2 separate regions of the Homo sapiens genome follow, and region 1 is linked to region 2. The links are chromatin loops, found by intact Hi-C in ENCODE. Cell type or tissue: ascending aorta. All regions are shown on one strand. Region 1 has its middle 51 kb from the start of PRRC2C. Region 2 has its middle 59 kb from the start of FMO4.

Region 1 (2,500 bases), 62 kb before region 2:
GTTTCAGGCAATGTAAGATACTTAATGAACACAGAAATGAATTAATACAGGATTGCTGTCTTTGTGTATGTAAAAAGTTTAGTGTAAGAGTATGATAAATGAACACAATGTAATATTAACTTTTTTTCTGTTAAAATTTACTTATTTGTTCATTTATTTATTAATTTTTGAGACAGGGTCTCACTTTGTCACCCAGGCTGGAGTGCAGTGGCATGATCTCGGCTCACTGCAGCCTTGACCTCCCAGGCTCAAACCATCCTTTTGCCTCAGCTTCTGGAATAGCTGAGACAACAGGTGTGTGCCACCACACCTGGCTAATTTTTGTATTTTTTGTAGAGACAGGACGGGGTTGGGCCGTGCAATCTGCCTGCCTCGGTCTCCAAGAGTGTTGAGATTACAGGTGTGAGTCACTGTTCCTGGCAAAATTTACTTTTTAATATCATTTTATATTATTTGCCTGCACTGTGAAAAACAGCAGACAGAACAATGTAGAATTAAAAGTGTAGTGGAGGGACACGTGTGAGTTAATGGGAGGAGTACACACCCCATTTGAAATAAAGGAAAGCTTCCTGTTTGAGGTCTTCATTGAAACTTAAGAGATGATTTGGATTTAGGCCAAGCTGGGTAGAATGGAGGTGCTGAGAGTTCAGGAAGAGGAAATGGGAGATTGTAAGCAAAATGAAAGTGTAAATGTCTAGAGTTTTCAGGGAATGGGCATATTTACAAATTTGTTTAGAATGTTGGGGTGGAATGTCTTATGGCTGGAAGAGTTCAGAAATGAGACAGGCGCTCTAAAAGCGAAGTTTGGTCTTTTTTCATGAGGGTTTTGGTGAGTCACTGAGAATTTTTAAGCCAGGAAATGACATGATGAAATTACTTTTTTTTTTTTTGAGACAGAGTCTTTCTGTATCACCCAGACTGGAGTGCAGTGGCGTAATCTTGGCTAACTGTAACCTCCACCTCCTCGGTTCAAGCAATTCTCGTTCCTCAGCCTCTGGAGTAACTGGGAATACAGGCACACGCCACCATGCCCGGCCAATTTTTGTATTTTTAGTAGAGATGGAGTTTCATCTGTTGACCAGGTTCGTCTTGAACTCCCTGCCTCAAGTGATCCACCCGCCTCAGCCTTCTAAAGTTCTGGGATTACAAGTCTGAACCACTGTGCCCAGCCCAAAGTTACCATTTAAGAAAGTTTATTTTGGCCGGGCATGGTGGCCCATGCCTATAATCCCAGTGCTTTTGGAGGCTGAGGCAGGCAGATCACTTGAGGCCAGGAGTTCGAGACCAGCCTGGGCAACATGATGAAACGTTGTCTCTACTAAAAATACAAAAATCAGCCAGGCATGGTGCCACATGCCTGTAATCCCAGCTACTCAGAAGGCTGAGGCATAAGAATCGCTTGAGCCTGGGAGGTCTAGGCTGCAGTGAGCCGACATCTTGCTACCGCACTACAGTCTGGGTGACAGAGCAAGACTCTGTCTCAATAAAGAAAAGAAAGAAAGAAAGTTCATTTTGGTGGCAGTATGGAGAATGAACTGAAACAAACACTCCCCTCCCTAATTACTCACAATACAATACTTGGCACTTTAATTGTAGCATTTCTCAAGCGCTCTTTTATATTAAAGATGTTTGTGTAAACTGTCTTCCCTACTACTTTATGAGCTCTCAGGTGCCAGAAAGCCTGTTTTATTCAAAGGCATAATATCTCCTCTCATTACTTAGGATTTTCTTCAATCTACTAGATCATCAGTAAGTGCTTGTATGAATATCAATATACTCTTTTATAGACAGCAATCTTTCACATTTAATTGTTTCCCTGTTCCTCAGGCCCTGATTCACTCTTCCCTAGAGTGAGAAATCAACATCATTTCTTGTAGATATGGTACCCAAAATCAGGATTGACAATCTGACAAAATATATTTTTCTTTAATTTTGAATTTATGTATATATCAAGTCTGCAAGAATTAAGTTACATTTGGTTATATATTTTTGTTTTCATCCAAAAGAGGAAGATTATATAAAACTGGGACTGCTTTGGGAAGCCTAAGATGCATGGTTTCTATGCTTTTGTACATCAGGGACTTGGAGAGAACATGATGAGGTCACCTGTTTTGTGAGTTGAGGCGGTGTGATCTGCGTTCCCCAAGTCTGAATCATGTTGAATAAACTGATCATTAACTTTCCAGACTATAATCCTTAGAGAGCAAATTTGGAGTACAGAGTGGTCAGCAGTCTTAACACTTCTTTTCCTGACTCATCTGAATAGTCAAATAGGAGAGAATAGAAATATATATTGCTCTGCATGGGTGTTTTTTGTTTGTTTGTTTGTTTTGTTGTTGTTGTTGTTTTTTTTTTTGACGGAGTCTCGCTCTGTCGCCCTGGCTGGAGTGCAGTGGCACATCGGCTCACTGCAACCTCTGCCTCCTGGGTTCAAGCGATTCTCATGTCTCAGCCTCCCAAGTAGCTGGGATTACAGGCATGTGCCACCACGCCTGGCTAA
Region 2 (2,500 bases):
CTACAGAGGCAGGCAGGCTTCCTTGAGCTGTGGTGGGCTCCACCCAGTTCGAGCTTCCAGGCTGCTTTGTTTACCTAAGCAAGCCTGGGCAATGGCGGGCGCCCCTCCCCCAGCCTCGCTGCCGCCTTGCAGTTTGATCTCAGACTGCTGTGCTAGCAATCAGCGAGATTCCGTGGGCGTAGGACCCTCCGAGCCAGGTGAGGGATATAATCTCGTGGTGCGCCGTTTTTTAAGCTGGTCTGAAAAGCACAATATTCGGGTGGGAGTGACCCGATTTTCCAGGTGCGTCCGTCACCCCTTTCTTTGACTCGGAAAGGGAACTCCCTGACCCCTTGCGCTTCCGAAGTGAGGCAATGCCTCGCCCTGCTTCGGCTCGCGCACGGTGCGCGCACCCACTGACCTGCGCCCACTGTCTGGCACTCCCTAGTGAGATGAACCCGGTACCTCAGATGGAAATGCAGAAATCACCCGTCTTCTGTGTCGCTCACGCTGGGAGCTGTAGACCAGAGCTGTTCCTATTCGGCCATCTTGCTAAACATTTCTTGAAAGCCTAATGATCCTAATATCAGAAATCCTATCTATAGGAACAACTGGGATGCAAATGGTCAGTTTCTAGTGTTATGTGACTTTTGGTTACAAGAAAGTGGGTCAAAGTGCAACCTGATTAATGCTTAATTATAACTATATTTTTCTCCAGAATTCTTGTTAACCTTTTGAGGACAGCTTCAGCAATACTGATGATCCTCAAAAACATTGTGCTAAATAGAACAAGTCAGACGCAAAACTCCACATAGTGTATTTAATTCAGATGAAAATTCTGGCTGGGTGCAGTGGCTCATGCCTGTAATCCCAGCACTTTGGAAGGCCAAGGCGGATGGATGACTTGAGGCCAGGAGTTCAAGACCAGGCTGGCTAACATGGTGAAACCCCATGTCTACTGAAAATACAAAAATTAGCCAGGCATAGTGGCACATGCCTGTAGTCCCAGCTACTCGGGAGACTGAGGCACGAGAATTGCTTGAACCCAGGAGGCAGAGGTTGCAGTGAGCCGAGATTGTGCCATTGCACTCCAGGCTGAGTGACAGAGTTTAGACTCTGTCTCGAAGAAAAAAGAAAGAAGAAAAAGAAATTTCTAGAAAAGGCACACTTACTGAGACTGAAATCAAATTAGTGGTTTCCTTGGGCAGTGGGTGGATACGAACAGGCACAAATGGGCACAAATGAACTTTGGGTGACTGCAGCGATGGTTGCACAATTGTGTAAATTTTCTAAAATTCCTCAAACTGGCTTAAAGTGGGTGATTGTTATAAAATCCCTCTGTAGCACTTTTTTAATTTTAGAAACATAAATCAAATTATGTCATCTTTTTGTTTATAATACTTATCTTAGGTACAATTAGAACTCTGTACAGTGACCTAATAAGGTCTTCATTTATTTGCTTTATTTGGCTTTGACTTCAGAATCCTTCCCTGACCATCTTCTTGCCAACTGATTTCCAGCCCGAAAGGCCTATTTTCAGCAATGTGAAGTACTCTTTTTTTTTGTCTCAGGGAATGCTTACGTGCTGTACTTCTGCCTGGAATAGGCCTAATCCTACATTCTTTATTGGAAGAGGTATTACTCATTCTTTATGTTTCAATTTAAACCTCACTTTCTCAAAGAGCTCTTCCTTGATATACCCCATTCACAGTTTAAATTAGGTTACTGTCACACGACTCCATGTGAAGAGAGTCCACCAACAGGCTTTGTGTGAGCAACAAGGCTGTTTATTTCACTTGGGTGCAAGTGAGCTGAGTCTGAAAAGAGAGTCAGCAAAGGGAGATGGGGTGGGGCGGTTTTACAGGATTTGGGTAGGTAGTGGAAAATTACAGTTAAAGGTGATTATCTCTTGTGGGCAGGGGCGGGGGTCACGAGGTGCAGATTATGAGACTCATTGTACAGGAGAAGGAATGTCACAAGTTCAATTGATCAGTTAGGATGGGGCAGGAGCAAATCACAATGGTGGAATGTCATCAGTTAAGGCAGGAAGTGACTATTTTCACTTCTTTTGTGGTTCTTCAGTTGCTTCAGGCCATCTGGATGTATATGTGCAGGTCACAGGGGATATGATGGCTTAGCTTGGGCTCAGAGGCCTGACAGTTGCTCTGTCATTCTCTCTACTGGACTGTTCCTTCAAAGCATTTTTCACAATCTGTAATTATTATTATTATTTTTTGAGACAGAGTGTCTGTCACTCTATTACCCAGGCTGGAGTGCAGTGGCACAATCTTAGCTCACTGAAACCTCTGCCTCCTGGGCTCAAGCAATCCACCTGTTTCAGCCTCCTGGAGTAGATGGCACCACAGGTGTGTGTGCCACCATGCCCAGCTAATTTTTGTTGTTGTTGTTGTAGAGATGGGGTTCTGCCATGTTGCCCAGGCTGGTCTCCAACTCCTGAGCTCAAGCAATTCACCTGCTTTGGCCTCCCAAAGTGCTGGGATTAGGTGTGAGTCACTGCATC

Evidence for each region. A loop is a pair of places that touch in the nucleus more often than their neighbours do. Peaks named below come from ENCODE experiments on the same cell type or tissue, not always from the same donor. Only the 100,000 strongest peaks of a DNase experiment are listed, where the experiment ranks them.
Region 1: it touches region 2 in a loop (5-fold over the local background); 1 of 110 quality-filtered maps calls a loop at or near these places.

The regions. Positions count from the first base shown.
Region 1 is chr1:171,433,309-171,435,808 of GRCh38, reverse strand. No RefSeq gene overlaps it. Among named protein-coding and RNA genes, the nearest start is that of PRRC2C, 51 kb to the left of the region's middle. In ascending aorta, no CTCF peak of the experiment used is centred here; a DNase peak (open chromatin) is centred at 968; H3K4me3 peaks cover 745 bases; H3K27ac peaks cover 1,990 bases.
Region 2 is chr1:171,371,594-171,374,093 of GRCh38, reverse strand. No RefSeq gene overlaps it. Among named protein-coding and RNA genes, the nearest start is that of FMO4, 59 kb to the right of the region's middle. In ascending aorta, no CTCF peak of the experiment used is centred here; DNase peaks (open chromatin) are centred at 957, 1,218, 1,501 and 1,830; H3K27ac peaks cover 1,846 bases.